Regions from separate parts of the Mus musculus genome. Here regions 1 and 3 are each linked to region 2. A link is a loop called in an ENCODE intact Hi-C map of the cell type or tissue named here. Cell type or tissue: heart. All regions are shown on one strand. Region 1 has its middle 570 kb from the start of Gm35380. Region 2 overlaps Gm46910 (a long non-coding RNA gene). Region 3 has its middle 490 kb from the start of Gm35380.

The links. A loop is a pair of places that touch in the nucleus more often than their neighbours do. Peaks named below come from ENCODE experiments on the same cell type or tissue, not always from the same donor. Only the 100,000 strongest peaks of a DNase experiment are listed, where the experiment ranks them.
Region 1: a loop joins it to region 2, with 11 times the contacts of the local background. A loop is called at or near these places in 27 of 42 quality-filtered maps.
Region 3: it touches region 2 in a loop (6-fold over the local background); 33 of 42 quality-filtered maps call a loop at or near these places.

The regions. Positions count from the first base shown.
Region 1 is chr5:41,047,679-41,055,678 of GRCm38, reverse strand. No RefSeq gene overlaps it. Among named protein-coding and RNA genes, the nearest start is that of Gm35380, 570 kb to the left of the region's middle. In heart, a CTCF peak has its summit at 3,549 (motif pointing left); no DNase peak of the experiment used is centred here.
Region 2 is chr5:41,765,008-41,773,007 of GRCm38, reverse strand. It overlaps Gm46910 (a long non-coding RNA gene), which reads right to left. Exons shown (of 2, transcript XR_001784850.2): 2 at 7,923-8,000. Among named protein-coding and RNA genes, the nearest start is that of Nkx3-2, 4.8 kb to the right of the region's middle. In heart, no CTCF peak of the experiment used is centred here; a DNase peak (open chromatin) is centred at 4,417; H3K4me3 peaks cover 1,301 bases; H3K27me3 peaks cover 3,552 bases.
Region 3 is chr5:41,122,063-41,130,062 of GRCm38, reverse strand. No RefSeq gene overlaps it. Among named protein-coding and RNA genes, the nearest start is that of Gm35380, 490 kb to the left of the region's middle. In heart, a CTCF peak has its summit at 4,820 (motif pointing left); no DNase peak of the experiment used is centred here.

The DNA of each region.
Region 1 (8,000 bases), 720 kb after region 2:
GAGGAGGGGAGGGGGAAAAGGGGAGGGGGAGGGGGAGGTGGAAAAGGGGAGGGGGAGGGGGAGGTGGAAAAGGGGAGGGGGAGGGGGAGGGGGAGGGGGAGAGGAGAAAATAAAAGAGAAACGCAGAGTCTCTGAGCTGGAGAGAGGACTTAGGAGTTAAGAGCACTAGCTGTATCCAGAAGATACAGGTTTAACTCCTAGCAACCACATTATGGTTCACAACCATTTATAACTCCAGTTTTAGTCTATCAGACATCTTCTGATCTCTGTGGGCACCATGTATGCAAGTAGTACACAGGCAAACCACTTATTTACCCATAGAATAAAAAAATATATTTCAATTTCAAAGGCTCATTTTAAATCAGTTCAAATATCCTGTGCTGGGTTCGAGTATGGACATTTTTAAGTTTTGTTTGTTTGCTTTGACCTCCCTGCAGGTATTATCATAGGAAAATTTTTGAGTAGACAAGAGTATTGAGATAAATAAATCTCTTAAACATGACAGGTAGGATAATTTCCTCCATCATGTTTTAAGTATTGTTGAAATTCTGGAAATAATGTTAAGGTATGTAGAAGGACAGACACCATTTCTAAAAGTCTGGAACTGGTCATGTGCTCATCAAAGAAGGCCTTTGGACTCCACAGTGACTCTATAAATTGGCTTCATATGTTGAAAAAGGTTTTCAAAAACAGAAAACCAAAACCCACACAGACATTAACACACACACAAAGACAGACAGACAGACAGACACACACACACACACACACACACACAGAGAGAGAGAGAGAGAGAGTCACACACGTAGACATATACATACATACACACACACACAGACACACACACACACAAACACACACATTCTTATGCCAATTCATATAACAGAAATGCTCTGGTGTAGAGCCAGCTTCTGGTATGCTTCACACAGGACTCACTTTTGTATGGCTATCTGCTACCTATACTGGTGGACTTCATGGTATTGAATGATGGTATGCCACTTTGGGTCCCAAAGTTGGGGGAAGGATAACAATTCCTCTCCCAAAAACTCAAAATGCCTTTTTCCCAGCTAGCAGCAGATTCAGCTGTTCACTCTCTGATCATGGTGTGCTGGTACATGGAATTTGTTGACTGGCCTGGGCCAATCAGAATATATTGAAGTAAAGCTAGCTCTTTCTTCTTTTTATAGAGGAGGAAATTGGTGTAGAGAGGTTTATGGCTTGCCAAGGTCACAAAGCTAGTGAGAATGAGTCTGGAATCTAAACCTTGGCACATGATTTCTGGTCCACCTTATTAACCACTTAGCCATCTTAAAATTTCTGCCTAAGCAGGTCTTTTGTTTGTCCATGGTTTCTTCTTACTAGTAAATGCAGCCCTCTTACAACTCCAGTGCACCTGCAGCCTTCATGACTTACTTTACAATTTTATATTTTGGTACCTGCTGCCAGTTCGCTAATGGTCTCTTTCCTGTTTCAGATTTCTGATTGTGAGAATGGATTGGTCAGCACCCACCCTGTGAGAACAGGATTTACATGTCCTACCTCATCAAGGCTCTGCCTGTTACAGTAGGTCTAGCTCTTTGTCAACTGAAGGTTGCTCATCACATGCAGACACTGCCTCCGATCGCTTTTCCCAGCTGGAACTTGGTGCCGGGCTACTTCCCTTGGAAATAGACACCCGGGTTGATTGTGTACTCGGAAGTTCATTGTGGCAGTTCTGAAATGTGTGGCAGATCTGATCCAATCACAGACTAAACAGAAGACTAAACAGAAGAAAGGCCTTAATCCATGGACCCACTTGTGGCCATAATAAAGGTCTTGAAGGTAAGAAAGACAAATTAGATAAAGAGGACATACAGAATTCATGCTGGCTCAAAGGATGCTGTGCCAAATATTGTGATTGAACATTTCCCTCCACGGGAGGCATATACTGAGCAGCACTGTATCCCTAAGAGTGTTCACAGAGCTGAAAGTGAGGAATGAAGGAACCTGCCATATACAGAGCAGCTAGCTACTGCTGTGGGTTTACATCAGTACTAACTTCCTTCAGTCTAACTTCACATATGATCTGAAGCAGCTTATCTGATTGTACCAAGGAATTTAGGCCACCTTGCCTCTATAGTAGGCCAGGTCCATCGAGGAAGGACACTATGAAGGGCTTGGCTTGAAAGCTAAGAATGGGAGGAAATGCAGATGAGGCAGAAGGGCAGTGGGGGTTTAAGTCTAAAAGCTAAGAAAAGAGAGATGGGAGAATGGGGCTTTAGAGACCAGGGTAGCTCTGTGATAGTATGAGTCAGGCCATAGGGAATCTCTTCCAGAGGTTGTCTTTTAGAGGAGGTCTCTATCAATAGCTGCAGGGTCAGGCAATGCTGAAGACAGTATGATGCAGTGGTTGACTTACCACAGTGGATCTAAATGTGTCAGAGCATGAGGACCTGAGCCCAGACTTCCTGTGGCAGTCCTCAGACTATTTCACATGAATGAACAGCATCTCATACACAGATGCTATTCTCCACTCATAGATGGGTGTATTTTGTTTTGTTCACACTTCTGCATGCTAATTGTTGATAATTTTATCCCAGTATATTTAACATCTGAGAATAAAGGGCACATGTGCATTATTTTTGAAAACTCAACATGTAACAAAGCAAACAGCAGCAATTCAGTAATTACCAAAGAGATAATTGTCACATCTCATTAATCTATCAGTGGAAAGTTTTGAAGGTAACAGATAAGTATTTGGAGTAGTTTGTTCTGTTAAAAAGCTGTTTCTGCCTTGGCTATCATCTTAGAGATGGGACAGGAAAAGGATCTTTCTTATGTCTGTCACTGATTCCTATTTTGTGTTGCTGATTAGATTTCTTTCTTTGGCCAAATAAGTTTTCTTTTAAAATATTTAGTTTAGTTTTGTTTTGTTTTGTTTTTTCTCTAAGTGCAGTACCTATCTCAAGACTTAGTGTGATAATACCTATACATGGATTATTAGGACAGAGCCTAGCATATCAAAGGATTTCTCTAAATGCCACATCCTTTCTTATCCTTCTAAGAATTAATTAGCCAGCTACTTCTGTAGATAGTCAGTTTGTGTACAGGCTCATTGATAGAAGGAAAGGGACAACAAATGAGTTACAACAGCAATGACTCAATTTGGGGCATAGGGACAATTGGACTGATCTACAAGCAGACTCATTGCCTGTTAAACCTACCAAGTGATTATTTTTAATTAACAGAGCAACATGAACATCAATGTTACCCTTACTTTAAATAGAGAAAACTGGATGCTTAAGATGTTGAGTAAGTCACCTTATACACATTGCAGCAAGCAGAAAGTATATAGCACTCATATGTGACTATGTTGACGATGAACTCCCAAATGCATATAATTTTTCCTTAGAGATGGAGGTAGGAGACTCTGAGGACCAAACAGATCTGGAGGTCTTTCAAGAATTTCCCAAGATCTCAAGTACCAAAACCAAGACAATAACATCAGAGGAGAACTGCAAGACCTGGGGGCTGCATGGTGCATTTTGTTGGGATGTTCTGCCCTCTGCTGGTCGATTTTAATGTTTCTATATTCAAGTACTCAAACAGCTGATTCTAGACTTTCAAATTTAGGTCTCCTTGGTGGTAACTAAACTGCTTCAAATAAAAATACTTTACATGTAATTCATTTATAAACGTGTGACTATTTGCCCCGTTTTAAAATAGGTGTTTATGTGTATACACCTGCTGTGCATATATGTGATTATGCTTGTCTATATGTGGTTCACAAAACTATAATGCCCAACACAACGGCTGTCACATGCAGGCAGTGAGTAACTAGTGAACAAATGGGCTATTGACTGGATCTGCCCACATAGGAAGAGAACAGAGGTAAACTGTTACTATGTAGATGGTTTGTGTCCTGCTGTAAGTACCATTGTCCAGACCATGCCTTTCAAGATGCTGAGGATGTGCCCCAGGTTGAATCTTTTTGATAAGTCAGAGGTTTTCTCCAACTTCAGTGCACAGGCAGGGACAGAATGATTTTGGACTTTGCAACACACGGTAGGCTGGGGAGTTATGAAAGAAAATGTCATACCCTCATTTTTAATAGCTAAGTAGTTTCTCTTTATCCACTCTTCAGTTGGGGGACATTATTTGGTTGTTTCCAGATTCTGGCTATTATGAATAAAGCTTCTATGACCATAGTTGACAAGTGTCCTTGTAGTATGCTGGAACATCTTTTGAGTATGTGCCCAGGATTAGTATACCCGGGTCTTGAGGTAGAACTATTCCCACTTTTCTGAGATTGATTTCCAGAGTGGTTGTACAAGTTGGCCCTCACACAGGAAGTGGAGAAGTGTTACTGTTGCTTTGCATCCTTGCCAGAATGAAACGTGCAGGCAAACGAATGGAACTAGAAAATGTCATCCTGAGTAAAGCAACCCAGACCCAAAAGGACATGAATGGCATGTCCTCACTTATAAGTGGATATTTGCCATAAAGTACAGGACACCCACCCTATAATTCACAGACCCAAATAAGCTAAATAATGATGGCCAAAGTGAGGATGTTTGAATCTCACTCAGAAAAAGGAAATAAAATAGTCGTTGGAGGCAAATAAAGGGAATTGACTTGTCAGAAGGGGAGATGGGTAGTGTAATGAGGAGAGGATCAGATGTAGGGAGAGCCATGGACAGACAGCTTGGAAAGTGAACAGAAATTGGAGGTGATAGAGGACTTGGGGAGAGATCTCTAGAACTTGCCAAAGACCTGCACTGGGGAATTTTTCAGGAAGTCTATGAGGGTGACTCTAGCTTCCAGCAGTGGGGGATATAGAACCTTAAGTGGCCACCTCCAGGAGCCAGACAGGACTCCCACTGGAGGGATAATGACACCAACTCACCCACATAACCTTCAACCCAGAATTTGTCCTGCATACAACTGCAGGGACAAACATGGAGCAGAGACTGGGATGACCAACCTGAGACCATCCCATGGGCACGAACCAATCCATGGCACTGTTAATGATACTGTTATGCTTGCTGCTAGGGGCCCAGCATAACTGTTTTCTGAAAGGTTCCTCATAGCTGCTGACTGAAACGGATGCAGAGACCCACAGCCAAACATTAAATGGAGCTCAGAGAATCTTGTGAAAGAGTTGGGGGAAGAATTGAGGGATACTAAGGAGATAGGGATTCCACAAGAAGACAAACAAAGTCAACTAACCTGTAACCTTTTTAGGCTCTCAGAGACTGACCACAAACCTAAGAGCATACATGGTTTGGACCTAAGAAACCCACACATATGTAGCAGATGTTAAGCTTGGTCTTTTCATGGGTACCCTAATAATTGGAGTAGGAGCTCTCTCTGACTCTGTTGCTTGCCTCTGGATCTGACTCCTCTAACTGTTCTGCCTTGTCTGACCTCTGTAGGAGAGGATTGCCAAGTTCTGTAGTGACTTGGTATCCAGGGGGAACCTCCCCCTTATCAGAGGAGAAAGGGGTCAGGGTGGGAGAAGGTTGTGTGAGGGGGACTGGGAAGATAAGAAGATAAAGAGATGTAATCAGGCCAAAAAGTGAATAAATAAATAAATAAATAAATAAAGGACAAAAGAACACATTTATTCCTGTTGTTTTGCATCTGACCTCAGAGTTCTGTATCCTCCAAAGACTGAGTGGACAATGAAGAGTAGGGAAGAGGGCTGAACTTACCATTGTATTGGGATTACCTTCTACCATAACTGACCAATTGCTCTGATAATGGCATTAGTGCATTTCTGAGCACAGAACTTTATGGCTCCCCTATCTCAGCATTACTTTCATGAAGAATTTTTCAACATATACATTTTGGAAAGGCATTGAAACCATGAGCTATTTAATGTGAGCCTGCTAGTCTTAGATTTGGCATATAAATATCATTTCATACATGCCTCCAGGAAACCTCAGGGTAAAGAGCTTTCTCCAATGTCTTCAGATGAAGAAAAACTGAGAATCAAATGGAAGCTTGCAGACTCAAGCTTTGATGGTCACCTTTGTGCCAGGAACTGAGCGCTCAGGGACTCTGCTCAGAGGCAGAAGTCAAAACAGCAGGAGACTGAGTCTGTTGGCTTCTGCAACTTACAAATTTTTTTTGTGGAAACGCAATGTTGTATTCAGTGTGGTGGGAAATGTAGATGCTTCTTCTGGTTCCTAGAACAAAGTTTAGTAACAAGTGTCTAAATTGCCCTTAAGTGCACAGAATCACTTCTGCCAAAGTGTTGGTGCTTGGTGTGTCTTAGATGCAAGAATGATCCAACACTGATCACTTTTCTGCAATTATAATCAATTTATGAGATGACAATCTATAACAGCTGTTGAGCCTAAAGTAGGTTTAGTTAGCAAACAACAGCATTTCTTATCTCCCCCTAGAGACTCAAGTTGTAGTCTTTAATCTTCCTCTTCTCATTTATAAGTATATTCAGCATGTTAAAAAGAGTGCTTTCTTGGGTCAAGGTATTGAAGGGAGAATTGCTGAATGCCACTGAAAACTTGGACATTTGGAGATGTATACTTCTCCCCCCCCCCTGTACCTCCTTTTTCCCTTTGCCTTTCTTTCTTTTCTTAGACATAAGACAGTCCTGGGCTGCTCTGACTCCCATCCTTTCCTGCTTAATGTCTCTGTCAGCTTGAGAATATCCATTCTCCTCAGGGCAGCTGGCTGTATGTGACATACAACACACCTCCCTTCCACCTTATCCCAGGAACACCCCAAAAATTAAGGGGTTTGTGTAGAAGGGATTCTGGGATATTCCCCACTGCAGTACCAACTCTCCCACTATTTCAGCCTAGTGTATATGCATTCATCCCAGGGATCCACAAATGTATGAGGCCATGCAGGTGAGCTGACTTAATGACTGTTTTATCACCCTCCAGCCATTGCTCCCCAGCCTGCCTGGTTAGCACTTTACTGCACATGGCTTGTAACTAATGAGATCATCCCAAAGCTCAGCAGAGCATTACCCAAGGTTCAGTGCTCCATCTCCTCCGGAGACAGCTGGAAAGTGCTGTGGGGAAGGGGAGGGAACAAGGGCATTGCCAGGAGCCAAGGCAACTGCTCAGCTGAATTTTTGAGATTGCTTCATAGCACTTGGCTTTTAAACAGAAAATAGCTAAGAAGCTAGGGAAATATCACCATGGCATAGTGAAATTACTTTCCCTAAAGTTAAATTTTATTGAAGATTACAGGTGTGTGTGTGTGTATGTGTGTGTGTGCGTGTGTGTGTGTGTGTGTGTGTGTGTGTGTGTGAGAGAGAGAGAGAGAGAGAGAGAGAGAGAGAGAATAGAATAGAATGTATGTGAGACAGAGACAACACACAAAGAGACAGAGACTTGTATGTTATAAATTGAATTCAGTTAAAATATACACATGGTAATATATCTTTATTATACATACACTCATGTGTGCTTTTAATGGTGGCTTAGATAAGACCTATAATGACTAATTTCTTTAAATCACACTTGACAGTGATAGCATGTGAGTTGGCCATTTCCACGGTATAGTCCAATGTGATTGATCCTTTAGAGCAGCCGTGGCAAAGTAAGTTTGGGACTTCACATTTGGGCAATTATAAACTTTTTAATAAATTAACATAAAACATTGTATGTAGAATACTAAATATGCATAGCATATACAGTATATAATTTAGATACATGTAGTATATGTATGATTTCCTATACTATTGTATGTTGCTGCACTTGTAATGGTTCATCTTCATAGTCAATCACCCAGATTTGGAATCAACAAGGAGACACCTACCTGGCTGATTCTGTAAGTACATTTCTAGAGGGGTTTAAGTGAGGAGAGAGGATCCATCTTAAAAATGTGTGACACCATAGGCTAGGGACTGAGCATGGCGAGAAAGGAAAGTGGACAAAGCCAGTTCTGTTTCTAGAGTATGCAGGTCTGAGAATGTCCCTTCCTTGTAGAAGGGAGTCACTTGTTACCATGCTTTCTTACCATCACTGGCCATATCTCAAACTGGG
Region 2 (8,000 bases):
TCAGCTATTAAAAAGAATGAATTTATGAAATTCCTAGCCAAATGGATGGACCTGGAGGGCATCATCCTGAGTGAGGTAACACATTCACAAAGAAACTCACACAATATGTACTCACTGATAAGTGGATATTAGCCCCAAACCTAGGATACCCAAGATATAAGATATAATTTGCTAAACACATGAAACTCAAGAAGAATGAAGACTGAAGTGTGGACACTATGCCCCTCCTTAGATTTGGGAACAAAACACCCATGGAAGGAGTTACAGAGACAAAGTTTGGAGCTGAGACGAAAGGATGGACCATGTAGAGACTGCCATATCCAGGGATCCACCCCATAATCAGCATCCAAACACTGACACCATTGCATACACTAGCAAGATTTTATTGAAAGGACCCAGATGTAGCTGTCTCTTGTGAGACTATGCTGGGGCCTAGCAAACACAGAAGTGGATGCTCACAGTCAGCTAATGGATGGATCATAGGGCTCCCAATGGAGGAGCTAGAGAAAGTAGCCAAGGAGCTAAAGGGATCTGCAACCCTATAGGTGGAACAACATTATGAACTAACCAGTACCCCGGAGCTCTTGACTCTAGCTGCATATATATCAAAAGATGGCCTAGTCGGCCATCACTGGAAAGAGAGGCCCATTGGGCTTGCAAACTTTATATGCCCCAGAACAGGGGAACGCCAGGGCCAAAAAGGGGGAGTGGGTGGGCAGGGTAGTGGGGGTGGGTGGATATGGGGGACTTTTGGTATAGCATTGGAAATGTAAATGAGCTAAATACCTAATAAAAAATGGAAAAAAAAACCACCCTTTTGATGTAAGCATCGTGGTTTATTATCATGGAGGGAAAACTTTCCTGAATGAGTCAATTCAATTGAAAACATAATTCTCGTGATGTGCAGAGGAGGAAACCATTCTGAAGCCATGGCTTTCCTTCTTTCCAAGAGAAAAGGTTAAATATGCAGGGGAGATGAGATAGTCCTACACATCGCCATTCAGACAAGAAAGAGCAGAAAGGAAAGACTAGGGAAGTACTGTACATCTGTACAAAGTAGAGGGGGCATCTGCGATAGAAATCGTGAACAGCGAGCACTCACCTACGCGCCTGCCTACTTACAGTTACAGTCCACCTGGGTAAGACCGAGGTGGGGGAAACAGTTGGCCTCCCAAAGTTAGACCATTACTAATAAGAACAGGAACTCCCAGGGATTTAAGGTTGTCTGAGATTTGTGACCACAGACCTGTGGAACCCAGAATGAGCCTTTGAAAGACATGCCAGCCCAAGGAACAGGACCTATTGTGGCAGATTGGTGGGTTAGGCCTTTGGGGAAAATCAAGGAGCATTGTTGGAACATGAACACCGGGGATGAGAGTACGAAGAAGGAGGATGTCCAGAGAGATGGGAACTTAGAGGATGGTTGTGGAGTGTTCTCAAGCTGTCAGTGACACCAAAACCAAGTCTATAGACCTGCAAGGCACTGTCCTGTCGTTTGCTCGCCAGTTTGTTACACAACATTGATTCTCTGGTGCTCCTGTGAGATCTCTCACAAGCTTACTATAGTTAATTCCACCCATGTGTCTGCTCACTTCTTCCTCTTACAGGGAGCTTCCTTTTCATTCTCCCAGTTACTTGTTCTTCCATCTCCTCCCTTCCTCCATCCCTGTCTGCTTTCTTACTACATATTCTCCATCTCATTCTCTACTTCCTATCTGTTTTACGATCTCTGTGTACCTTCTTGTTTTGTGACCTGCACACATACACAAATATAAAGAAGTGCACATGTGAGTTCTGGGGGTGATAGATCAGTGGTAAAGTGATTGATTGGCATCCATAGGGCCCAATGTTCAATTCCCAGTACTGTGAGAAATATTAAAAAAAAAACTGAAACTATTGATCCATTGATTTGATGTTGTCTTGACAATACTTTAAGGCTGAAACTGAAGCCTTGGTAGTTCAGCGTGTGTGTGTGTGCGTGTGTGTGTGTGTGTGTGTGTGTGTGTGTGTGATTTTAAGTCTAGGTTCTTCATATGGAGGAAAACTGTTTAAGGGAATCATAACAGGCAGGCTGGCACCTACTGAGTACTTAAGTAGATGCTACTTGTCTTAGTCAGGGTTTCTATTCCTGGACAAAACATCATGACCAAGAAGCAGTTGGGGAGGAAAGGGTTTATTCAGCTTACACTTCCATACTGCTGTTCATCACCAAGGAAATCAGGACTGGAACTCAAGCAGGTCAGGAAGCAGGAGTTGATGCAGAGGCCATGGAGGGATGTTCCTTACTGGCTTGCCTCACCTGGCTTGCTCAGCCCGCTCTCTTATAGAACCCAAGACTACCAGCCCTGAGATGGTCCCACCCACAAGGGGCCCTCCCTCCTCGATCACTAATTGAGAAAATGCCTTACAGCTGGATCTCATGGAGGCCTTTCCTCAACGGAAGCTCCTTTCTCTGTGATAACTCCAGCTGTGTCAAGTTGACACAAAACTAGCCAGTACACTACTCAAGGTCTTTAGACATATGAAATGCTCTTTATTTTCATTCTTTCAGCAAGTGTGAGGCCAGGTGGCAGGAGGGATTCTCCCTCAAACTGATGAGTCCATGTACTTAAATGCAGAGGGAGTGGCACTATTTGAAAGGATTAGGGGGTATAGTCTTGTTTACAAAGTGTGTCACTGGGGGCAGGCTCTGAGGTTTCACAACCCCAAGCCAGACCATGAAGAAAGTGGCCCTTTCTTCCCGTTACCTGTGGAGCCATATGTAGAACCGTCAGCTACTTCTCCAGCCGTGTCAGCCAGTGTGGCCCCATGCTCCTCATCACGATAAAGATGGACTAAAACTCTGCAACTGTAAGAAAGCCCCAAATGAAATGTTTTCTTTCGTAAGATTTGTCCTGGTTATGGTGTCTCTTCACAGCAATAGAAGACTGACTAGGGAAGTCACCCATTTGACGTGGTGTCAGTATTTGGGGTCTGACTCTCTAAACAGTATGTGAGATGGAATCCATCGAAAACTGATAACTTTGTCAGCACAAGTCCGGATCTGCTCTTGAGACCAGATCCGGAACACACCTGGATTATGTCCTTTTTCTCACCTCCATCCAACCCACTGAGTCCTGTCAGAATACTGACAGATGGGATGGGAGAACATGTTTTCAAACTGTCCTTTTTATAAGTAACCAATATCTACAAAGTATAAAGAACTTCTCAAATTCAGCTACCAGATAACAGTCCAGTTCTAAAACAAGCAAACAACTCAAATAGATATTTCTCCTAGAAGATAGACATATGGCCGATAAGTCCATCAGCTGTCCTTAAAGAAATGTGAAGCAATCCAACAGCACTGTGCCACTGCATGCTCTAATGAACAGCTTCTATCACAAAGACAGAAAACAACAGAAGTTGGTAACGAGATGAAAAATTAGAATACTTGTGCTCTGTAGGTAGAAATGTAAAATGGTGTGGACATTATGACAAAATGAGATGGAGGTTCCTTAAAAGTTAAAAATAAAATAATTACAGAGTCCCCAAATCCTGACTCTGTATTCTAAAGAACTGTAAGCAAGATCTGAAAGAAATATCTACATGTGTGATTTTTTCTATGCATAAATAGGTCTTCCTAGTATTATTATGTGAATCATCAAATTATGCATATGCATTGATTTCATGTCTCAGAATTACTGAGAGGTACAAACAACTAAGTGTCCAAGGGAACCAGGTGTGGTGCTGCACACCTTCAATACCAACCCTGGAGAGGCAGAGGCATTCCCGAGGGACTGGCCTGGTCCTCATTATCAAATTCGTGGAGATGATAGAATGGTGTTTTGGCAAAAGATGGGGAAGGAAGGAGGCACGTGTTAGTGTCGGACGTAGACAGAATTTCAGGTTTTATGGTAGATGGTAAAGTCATTAAATCTGGTGATGGTTATGAGTGACAGCCTGGGACGGAGGAGACCCTGTCTCTCAGAGACAGACAGACAGACAGACAGACAGACAGAGAGACCAAAACAAGATATTTTCAAAAGTATTCCTACTGTGTCAAATCAACTCTCAGGTGTTTGTACCTTAATCATCATAGGGCAAGCCATACTGAACAGTACGAAGAGCCTGCACGGGGCAATAACGGATGGACCAGGTCCAGTTCTCTCTAGTAAATCAGCCTCTAGGACAATTGAATCCAACACCTTCTCTAGCTCTTTTCCAATCCTTTCCTCATGCCCACTACTGAACTGAACATTGATAGGGGGAAGGATGCTGACAAGTCCCGCATCACCTTAAAATGGAATGTCTCTACTACTGGACGACAGAGAAACGGAAGAAACGCGAAATTGAGAACAAACCATTGTTTTCACCCTGTGGGGCTCTCCCTTAAATCAGGTGCGTGGGTATGTTGCACATTCAGGAAGAGGGCTCGCTAGGTGGCGCTCGTCCTCCACCGTGCGTGCTGTGGGTGGTTTGGTTTCTTTTTCATACGTGCGCGAAAGCTACGCTCCAAAGGAAAGTGTTTTCCGTGGCATTTTCTTTGCATCTTGAGAACACGGTTTTTTGTTTCTTTGTTTTTGTTTTTCTCTGAACCCAATGGCTTCTACCATCTAGTTGTTCCTTCCTAGGTATAACTAGAGTTCGTTGCTTACTTATATTAAGACAGAAACCAAAATTAAAAAAAAAAATAGTTCTCTTTTCTTTACTAGGTTTGGTTTCAACTCGCAGGCCTGAGTTCGCTCGTGCATTGTCTAATGTCCAGAACAGAAGACATCATTAGGTTTGCGTGCTTTCTTTGGTTTCTCCCGGGTTAAGAGAAACTGGAATCTTTTAAAATGAATAAATAAACAGAAAATTCTAAGGAAACACTTAACGAGCAAAGACAAGGTTGGCGAGAACAAGCTAGGGTGAGAAATTCCGTTGGGTGAGAAATTCGGTTTGGTTGGTTACAGACAATTTTGAATACTGATTTAGCCACCCACTGACAGCCTTGAATCTGCTTGGTCTCTGTAAAGCAAGAATGATTTTCAACTCATCACAGCCCTGGGAGGTCTGTTTTTTTAATAAAGCAAAAAACCTTCGGGTTTTTGGTGTGTTAGCGGTACTTTGGCCTGCGTTGGTGAAGTGTCTCGCTTCAGTCTGATAAACCAGAACGCTGTGCGTAAAAACCCCTGCTAGGGGCCGACTGACTAGAGCACTGGGGAAACTGGCTTGACCCTTGATGTACTGTGTCTGCTTGTAGATCCCCCGGGGGGCGCCTGCAGATGAGAACCGACAATCCCCAGAGCGACTATTCAGCTCCAGTGAGCCAGCAAACTCATCCTCTCCTCGCTTGCTCCCGCAGCTTTACAGCCAGCGGAGAGCCCCGCTGTACGCCTGGTTTTAAAGGAACGGAGAGAACAAGTGACTTCCTCAGTCCAGGTCACAGTGTCTGCAGTATGTGGCCTGCTGGGGTAGAGCTGAGCTCCGCCTGTGCCCAGCACCGGAGAGCTAGGGGCAGTGCGGGGAAGGGGAAGAGAAGACAACCTCTGCTCTCCAGGTCAGGAGAGGTGCTGGTGACATCCAAGCGTCGCAGCTTGACCTCTGGGGAAGATTCCCTTACTGACTTGAGCGCCCAAGAAATGCCTGCGTGTGCGCAGAAGCTTGCCACGAAAGACTGAAGCTGTGGGTTCTCTCATCCCACAGCATCTTTCGCGGCTTTGCCATTCCAAAAGCATGGCCTCTGCGAAGGATAGAAGCGTCGCCGCCCAGCAGAACACCAGGCCTAGGCTGCCTAGGGGACCCAGGGCGCAGCTCGTAGGGGGCGCACGGGAACCAGACTGCAGAAGAGGTGCTAGACCCACGCAAGGATCTTGAAGAGGAGGCAGCTGGAGAAGGAACAGATTGGGGGGAGAAGAGAAGAGAAGAGAAGAGAAGAGAAGAGAAGAGAAGAGAAGAGAAGAGAAGAGAAGAGAAGAGAAGAGGAATACATGTATGAATGTGTGGAACCTGGGAGGTGAGAAGGGCGTGCGGCCACGAAGACAGGCGCAGAATGATGACAGATCTTGTCGCAAAACAGAACCCCTAACTCGTTCGACTCCTGCTCAGTCCAGGCCGGAGAGCAGCGCCTGCGCCAGGCCAAGAGCCACAGTTGTCAGCAGTCACGGGTTTTCCGAAGTTGGATGCTTAGCCTAGAGGCTATCACCCACGTTGTCCTCGAAGGGGGTTGGGGGGGTATGCCTATGCTAGCCGAGCAGTTCCAGACCTCCTCTGACCTCTTGAGCTGACCTTGACTCAGGATGTACTCTAGGTACTTCAGTGCATCCGGCCATAGCCCCCAACGCCTTTTCATCTCTTCTCACTTCTTACTCTTTCAGGGGCTTCCTCTCTCCGTAGCTCAGAACCGAGTGTTTATCTTCTTCCAAACACATCTCCTTCTGGCCCTGCCTGCACCGGTCACTCACTAGACCTAACGATCTGCTAACCTCTGGCAAACTCCGTCGCCCCGCGCCTCCTGGAGAGGCGGATTGAAACCATTTCGTTATTCTCATGCAAAAACCAGCAATGCCAACAACTTTTAAAATGACCGAACAAGTGGTTTTCCGAGCTTCAAAAATGTCTGCCACTTACCTCTTGTCAACTTGTGATTTGAGATAAAAAAGACAACAAAACAAAACAAAACCGGTTATTTCTGCCAAATAAGTAGTAATCATTACTTCAAATAAGCATATGGATACCCAAACCTAACCCTAGCGCTCAGGTATTACACTCTTGGATATTCTTGTCCATCAGCATGTCCAGAGCTCACTGGTTCTTGTCCCCACCGAGAGAGCCCCATGTCCACAGGCCATCACACACATGCTCTGCACCTGAGTAACCTCATTTTTCTATCAAGCTTTGTCCCTCGTCCTCCACTAGCCCCTAAGTCAAGATAGCTATACACATTCTCAACACCCAGCATGGGATGCAGAGAAGAGAAAATCGATTTTAATAAAAGCATGAAAATGTTGAAGGGGGAGTGGAGAGCCTCATTTTGAAACCTCTTAAGCATTTCATTGGATCCTTGTCCTAGCCAGAAGTTAGTCCCTTGGCTGTTATAGTTGCCAGCTACTAACAACGAATTTAAATCTTTCCCTCAAAACTTACACAATTGTGAAGAACTATGAAGAGTTGTAGCCCCTTCAAGAGAGGCCCATCCCTTACCCCAAGGGACCCTGCAGCATCTTCATAGGGCAGGAAAACAGGCAACTGCAAGCCACGAAGTCTACAAGTTTCTAACCTTCCTCCCGAGGCGAGGCGGACGACTTTGACTGGGTAACGATTTCTCCCCCGCAGTGCGGATCAGCTCTGGGAAGCAGCTGCAGGAGGCCTTCCCTATTTTAATGACACCAATGAAGTGGCCTCCTCAGCTTCTGAAATTAACATCACAACTATTTAAATGTGTTCAGAGGTTCAAGCTTGTGTATTGGACCAAGCCTCGGGTCACATTTGTGGAGCAGTCAGTAAGATTTGTCACTTGAACAAACTTGTCATTAAAAAGATGTTTAGTAAATAGGCAACATATGTTTTGACATAACCACAATGTTTATATTTTGTATTTACTTCCTTCTAGTGAGTAAAATAACTTGGTTCTTATTTTTAAGGGCATTAAATCTCAGTTCTGGATCTCACTATTGTGTAACTCCCAGCTAGTCTCTTTCAAACTTATCTACTCCTTCTCAACTCACAAGAAACAGAATATTTAAAGAACAAATTAAAAGCATTTTTATGTTTTCTTCTTGATGTAAAACAAATTGAACAAATCCAATTAAATTCAGAGTTGATTGCCCAAGGAGACGAATACCCAGCTCCAAAAATTCTCTACCCAAATGCTTTCCAATTCCTCGCCCCACTTGGTGCTTAACTAATATTTTTCAACCTAGCTTTTTAAGTCGTCTACAGAAATCCAATCCAATCAAACGTAAAATGATAGGAGTACTTAGTAGAGTGATTTTAATTATCAGATTACTTCAGTAAAGAGCATTAGCAGAGAAACAGCT
Region 3 (8,000 bases), 640 kb after region 2:
TCCCCATATTACTTACTCTGTTTTTGTCTCTCATGCTTCTCTCCCATTTAACCTTTCTCGTACTCTTATTCCCAATTAACAGTCTTTATCATCCCCTTCTATCTCCACTTTGAATCTCCCATCACTGTTGTCCATTATTAATTTCTTGGCCTTGTGGTTATTCCAAACAGAATGTAAGTATTTGAAATTTCAAATCTAACATCCACAAATAAGATGACATCATTCAAAATGATTGCTTCCAGCTCCATTCATTTACAAAAAGAAATTCACCATTTTTTTCTTGTAAGAGCTGAATAATTCTCAATTGTGCAAATGTATCACATTTTTATTATCCATTAATCAGTTGATGGGACTCTAGGTGGTTTCCATTTTCCAGCTATTGTGAATAGAAAAGCAATGAACATGGATGAGTAAGTATCTATAAAATACGATATGGCATTCTTTGGATATATGCCCAGTAGTGGTACAGCTAAACCATGAGGTGGATTTATTAACAGCTTTTTGAAGAACCTTCTCTCTGATTTCTATAGTGCCTACTTCAATTTGTATTCCCACTAGCAATGACTAAGGGTTCCCCTTTCTCCACTTCCAAGCAAGCATTTTTCATCTTTTGTGTTATGGATCTTAACCATTCAGCCTGAGTTAAGATGAAATCTCAAAGTACTTTCACTTTTAGATTTCTGTGATAGCTATAGATGTTTTTTGGGCTGGAGAGATGACTCGGTGGTTAAGGGCACTGGCTGCTCTTCCTGAGGTCCCACGTTCAATTCTCAGCAACCACTTGGTGGCTCACAGCCATCTGTAATGGGATCTGATGCCCTCTTCTGGTGTGTCTGAAGACAATACAAATTAAATAAATAAAGCTTAAAAAAAATAAAAACAAAACGTGTTTCTCTGCCGTAGTGTTTCATATTTTTTAGAACTCTGTATACTTTCATGCCTATGTGTGTTAATGTGTTGTTTTCATGATATTTAGTATTTTTGTATATTATGGCTACTAATTCTTCATCAAATATAGTTGGTAAACATATTTTCCCACTCTGTAGGCTGCCTCTGCTCCTGACTGATGTTGCTCTTTGCTGTACAGAAACATTTTTAGTTTCATGAGGTCCTGTTTATTAATTGTTGGTCTTCATGCCTTCACTATTGGCATCATGTTCATAAAGTCTTTTTTGTGCCTATAAACTCATGTATTCTTTAATTTATCCTCTATCATATTCAGTTCACTGGAGATTAGGTTGAGATTAGCCATTTGGGGTTGAATTTTGTGTGGGAAGAGAAATGACGACCTGGTTTCATCCTTCTACATGTACCAGTTCACTTTACAGAACTATTTGATGGATAAATTGTATGTTCTCTAATGTATATTGTAGGCATCTTTTTAAAAATAAGCTTTCTGTAGGAGAGTAAGCTTACATGTGTGTTCTCAATTCTGTTCTATTAATGTGTTTGTCTTCTTGTTATTACTATGCTTTTAATGTTACTACAGCTTTGCCATATAATTTCAAATCCTGGATGGTACAGAATAGTTTTCTCCTTTAACTGTGCATATGAATAACATGATTTCTTGGTTCATCATTACTCCAGTTGATTCTATATCTTGGCTCAACTAAATAATTCTCAGTGGATCTAACAATAAAGACATCTCCATCACACGATAATTTAATTTCCTTTGATAAAGAGGAAAACCCAAGGAACTATATTGATCAAAATAAATGTAACAGAAGTAAAAATAATTTGAGAAACAGTCAAAGCAGTTTTTGGTGAATAATTAACACCATTTATACTAGAAAAGTTTTCTGAATAAATAATGTTTTTCACCTAAGAAATCACAGAGGCAAAATACACATAAATAGATTATAAGACTGAAATAATAGAAATAAACACAGAAATCAGTGAAATTCTAGATGATATTTTAGACAAAATAATGCATAAAAAATCCTTTCTGTATCATCTAAGGTCAATTTAATTTTATTCCCCTTTCTTTGCTGAGGAAGGAGCAAAGTGGGAAAAAAAAGTCAAACTGAGATAAGATATAATTTAATATTTGAAACAGATGAGAGATTCTAACATAAAAATATTTTAAAAATTGTAGCAGATGCTATGAACAACTCTGAACCTATAAATTCTGTAATTTGGATGAAATTACTTAGAAACCACTCTCAACATTCACCCCATGGGTTATCAGCAGTTAAGGGAAATTGCTGTGCTTCTAGAGGATCTAGTGTGGATTTCCAACACCTCCATGGTGGCTCACAAGAATCTGTAACTCTAGTTCAATGAGCTGAAACCGGTAACTCTAATAGAGTTGCAGTCCTTTTTATCAAAGAGAATACAAGAAGGTCAAGGAATGCACAAATGGATACTATATATTAGAAAGTGGTTGGTTATGTTCAAGCCTTCATATTATTATTATACTACTAAAGATATCTTCACTGATAGGGCACATAAGACTCACAACTTTGGGAAACTGTTTGCTCTTCTCTCATATAGGCCTGCATAGTACTTTCCTATACTATGAGTACATGTGCTTATTCTAGAGTTTTGCAAACATTTGCAACGATCACTTCTCAGTTGGAATTAAGGCCTTCTTTGCTGAAGAGAGTACATACTTGATACTGTAAACCTGATCATAAGCCAATAGCTATGGAGGTCACTAGCCATAAAGGGCAATTAACTACTGAAGATCTACTAAGTACACATGCAACTAAATTCCATATTAAATATTTATATTTATATCTATAGATTAGTGCTACTGTCATCCTGCTGAGTGAAGCTTCTTTTTGCAGAGGGGTTAGTTTATGAAAATCTCACAACTGGTGAGGTGGAGAGAGAAGTAATTTTAAGTAGTATGCTTTAGACATATGCATACTACCTCTTCCAAGATTCATGGGACATCACAGAAGAAAACATGAAAAGACTGTAAGAGTCATGGGAAGGAGAGCAAGGAGTACACAGAATCACTGTTTTCTGGATACAGCATGGCTGTCAAAATTGTAAACACACAGCAGCTATGGTTGCTTGCACAAGGCTTACACACAAAAAGTCATGAGGTAGCACCGTAAATACTTATTAAAATGACAGAAGCCAACAAGAATGGGAGATGATCAGAGAGGTTAATGAAGAATATGATCATCATACATTCTCTACCTGTACATAATTGTTGAAAACAAATTAAGAAACAAAACAAAACATATCTCTATATAGGAGAATGCAGGCTCTCAGTATTTCAAAGCACTAGAGAAAACTGGGTTAGCACTTTAATAGGATAAGAGTTAACTGTGCTAAGTATCCAGAACAATTGAACATTGTACGTGTTGCTCATGGATATGGAGAAAGATGTAGCTACTGTGGAAAATATGATAGCAAATTTGATAACACACAGTTCTCAGATGACCTGGAAAGCCTATTCTTCAGTATTTATTCTGGAGTCCTGCAAACTTCTGTATGCACGCACACACACACACACACACACACACACACACACACAGAGAGAGAGAGAGAGGGGGGGGGAGAGAGAGGGAGAGAGGGGGGAATGTTTTATAGCAGCTCTATTTATGATTGTCTAAAACAATACAGCTCAAATATCTTTCAAAGGATGAATGGATAAACAAACTGTGGTACATCCATACAATGGAATATTTTTCAGCAATAAAAAAGAATGAGCTGATGATACATTCAACAACTTGGATGAATATCAACACAGGCTGAGTGAAACAAGACAACCCTTGAAGTTTATATACTCCATGACTATGTTTGAAGAACCATCTCAATAACAAACCTTGAGTGACAATGAATAAATCAGTGACACCAAGGGTAAGTTAGACAAAAAAAAAAAAAAAAAAAAAAAAGTGTGACCATGAAGATCTACTTTCTGACATAGATGGCCTTCCTCTGTGTTCTTATTGCATCTATTCTGCATCTTAACTGCAGCTTTAGGACATTAAACTTCATGATATTACCAAAAATCAACACAATATTCAAATAAAATATGAGGAAGATGGATTAGAGGGGCAGCACCTGGGATCCATGGACCATTTAGATCTGGACCCTCTGACAGGAAGAAATAAAATCTTCTTGATCTTCACAGACCTTGATTTTTCTCCTAGGAACAGGTATTCAGTATTGTGACAGAAACTTACCATTCTCTTTGAACATGGCTATTATCTCTGAGCAGAAGCCCTACCTCACTCTGGCCCAGTATTTGAGAACTGATGAACTAAAGCAGCTCACAGTTCCATATAGGGAAAGATGAGGCATTGGCTGGACCCAGAGCTATAAAGGATACAAACTCCAGGTGTTCTGTGAGACAGCACATCGGCTCACACAATGATACAATGCAGTGGGCTAAGGAGCCTGCCCAGGTAGTCACAGAAAGGACTGAGTTTTATGGGTTGAAACTGCGTTACAAAATGAGGGAGACAATTAGGAAGAATTAGGCATTTGGCTGAATCAAGCTACATTATTGAGAGAGACCAAATGGACAGTGAAAGCTTTTGTGATATTTTCCTAAGCTATATGACTAAGATATGGTTATCTTCCTCAGAACCCAATGTGGGTTTTAGGTAAATTAGAAGAACTTTATTTAGTCAGCTAACATCTAGGGAGGCAGTCCTCTGAGGCACCAGGAACAGAAAGAAACCACAGCAGGTTCCTTTAGCGTTCTGATAAAACTTGAGGATTATCTGTGGCAAGTGGCAAAACTCATATTATGTAACCAATATCAATGTACGACCAAATAGTAATGACAATAGACTTTAGCCTCCTCAAAAGTTATTTTCCAGCTCCTCTATGACAGTAAGAAGACCAACATTTCCCTCTAGTGGTGACTTGAATAACTTGCTTTTCATGAGTACGTCTATTAAAATAATTTAAATATGTGGGAGCAAACATACACCTAGAACAAGAGAATTCGAAGAGTTGCCCCACATCATTTACTAACTTTAATATTGGTGACTTAAATGTAACGCATATTAGAAGGAATTCAGAAATAAGGTATCAAGTGCAATGATGCTAAAGGAGAAAAATAAGGAGATTGGAACTTGGTAGGTTGTATGACAGCTCATAGATACAAAAAGGTTTGTTTGAGTTTTGAGACAGGGTCTCATGTAGCTCAGTATGGCTTTCAACTCATCATGTCATGCCACGTGTTCAAGTTTGGATGAGATCTACAGGCATGGGATACCATGCCTGCTTCATGAGATGTCGGGGATCAGATTCAAGGTTTGTGCACACCAGACAAGACTCTACCAGCTAAGCAAAAGTCCCAGCCACAACACCTTGAGGTTTTTTGTTTGGTCCTTTAGTTTTTTTGGTTTATTTTTTGTTTGTTTTTTAAGTTTTACTTTTACAAAAAAAAAAAAAAAAAAAAAAAAAAGCCAGATTCATTTAATTGTCAAGGACCACGTGGTTGTCCCAGGTGTGTAAAATTCTACAGATTTGCTTCACTTAAATTTTAGAGTGAAAAATAACTGATAGCTTCACTCTTTTGTTTGCCTCCATGTTTCCACGTGACTCAATTGCTCTCTCCATGCTTCTGTTTCAGATGCCTTGCTTTGCCTTCCACACATAGATGGAGCCCTTTTCTCTTTTTGTATGGCTTAATCATCTTCCTATACATAATCAGTGTTTTGTTTAGGTGGACAGCCTATGGTTATGATGCAAATGCCACTCTTAGGTTCACTTTCCTGGAGGATCTTACCTAAGAAGCCAATGGTTTGTCTTCTTTTGCTGATGTATTCTTGGTACATTTACGATTAAGTCAAGCCTGTATTTTTCACCAATGATAAAAATCCCCTAATTATCTACAATTAGATAATTGGTAAAGTTGTATGCACAAGTCCTTAGAGCAACCCTTTGTTATGTCCCTCACCTGCAGCTCAGCACGGTATCTGCTGTGTTCTTTCTCTCTAAGCACTGGCCTTCTTGCTCTGCACATCCTATAGGAATTCCATTACTAATGGCAGCCTGGTCAAGTCTCAATCTCTTAGGTTTGTTTCTTCTCTGCTTCCTCCTCTGCTTCCATTTTCTCCCTTTCTTTTTGCCTTCATTCTGCATGCACCTTCTGGAGGGGACACTGTATGGTGACAGATTTCTAAATCTGTGCGTTGACATTTGATGAGATGCTTAAGCTGCACCTTGTGGGTTTTCCTTTATTTTAGTTCTTATTTTTTTTTCATACTGTATATTTTGATCACACTCTTTCCTCTGCCCCAACTCCTCTTATAGCCTCCCTACCTCTTGATCCATCCAGAATTCATAACTTTTCTCTCTCTCAAAAAGAATGCAACATGAAGATGAAAACAAGCAAACAAATAAGGACAAAAAAGCCACAAAACAATACAAAAACAAAAATCACATAAAAAGTTGGAGGTCTGTTTTGTGTTGGACAGCTACTACTGGACAAGGAGCCTGCCCTTGCAAATAATATATATGTCTTGTTATGTTTGAATGATGCTGTTCCCTTGGTGTCATCCACCACCTCTGTTTCATACAATCTTTCTGCCTCCTCTTTCACATAGATCTCAGAGCCTTGAGTGAATGACTTTGATAATGACATCTATTTAGTACCGAGCGCCCCAAAGCCTCTTATTCTCTGCACATTGTACAGCTGTGGGTCTGTGTTAATAATCACCTTCTACAAGACATTTCCCTCACAAAAGTGGAACCCTGTACTGATCTATGGGTGTAGCAGTATGTCATCAGGAGTCATTTTATTGACATGTTTCTTTAGGAGAATAATAGTTTGTATTCAACAGTAAATTATGAAATTTACACTGTAGGGCCATCCCTGAGTCTTTCTTTGATGAATCCCCCCAAATCAATACCTTTTAGGATTTCTTCTTGGAATTGAGCATCTCCCTTCTGATCTTTAGAAGATTCTTTCTAATCTGTTGCATATGACTGGCTACCAGAGCACATAGGACAAAGGCTGCCAGGTCCAGCAGCTCAGCTCATCAGGGAGTGTGGAGACTTCTGTTTGTCTCCCAGGCTTCCCTACAACATCCAGACATATGCATAATCATACCGCTAGCACTTATACAGAGACTCTAGTTGCCTTTTCCAGGCCGACACTCCCGTTTCATTCTTCCTGTGAGTAAGGGGAATGTTTCCTCTCTGTCACCAACACCAACTGTTACAGGCTATGACCAGTTGCCTAGCCTTGGTGGATTTTGTGGAGCTGCTTCTCAGCTGTCCTCACTGCCTGTGTGAGGAGCCATTTGTGTGAGTCTGCTAAGTTAGTTATCACAGCTTGGGCATCTGCTTTCCAGTTTCTTATTGTTGCCCTATGCGCTCCTCTTATGTCCTTATGCCTTTAAAAACCATTAACGTTTCTCTGTAATGCTTTTCTTTGGGAGTGTGGGAAGTGGATGGTTGAGAATGTGCACATGTGGCTTGAGTTGCAGGGATGGGGAGACAGTCTACCTACCTTTGAACTAGATGTCTTAGTCAGTTATGAGATTGCTTTTTAATATTTTTCCCGTTCATTCTTTTGGGCAAAGCATCATTAATGCTATTTTTCTCTGCTTTGTATAAAAAATTCTTTAGGCAACAACTGTTGAAATATTGGGGATACAGATTCAGGGGATTTATATGAAGGAAAATTATTTTGGGAGTCCCCCCACTTTGCGATCAGCCCTGTTGTATCTTCCTTAGTGTTTGCCATGTTTTGCTTTAAGGAGGTAATATTATCTTTGCTTCCTAAGGGAGGAAATGGAGGCAGGAAAAAGAAGCAAGACTATAGAATAAAACTTGGGGATTGAGCTAAGGTCTCACCGAAGCTGTGACCTATCTACTTACACTCCAGCAAATGGAGCTCAGCATTTGGCTGAAGCCTTGCAGAGTACCTGAGACACGCACAGTTCCCACAGTTTCCAGATTCTTTCCTGTCACAAGCTCATGCTTGACTTAGAGAGGCAAAGACGTGGCTGAGTGTGAGGTCTCCGACTGGGAATTCTAACTCCTTTCTGTGACCTTGGGAACATGACTTTCCTTTCAGG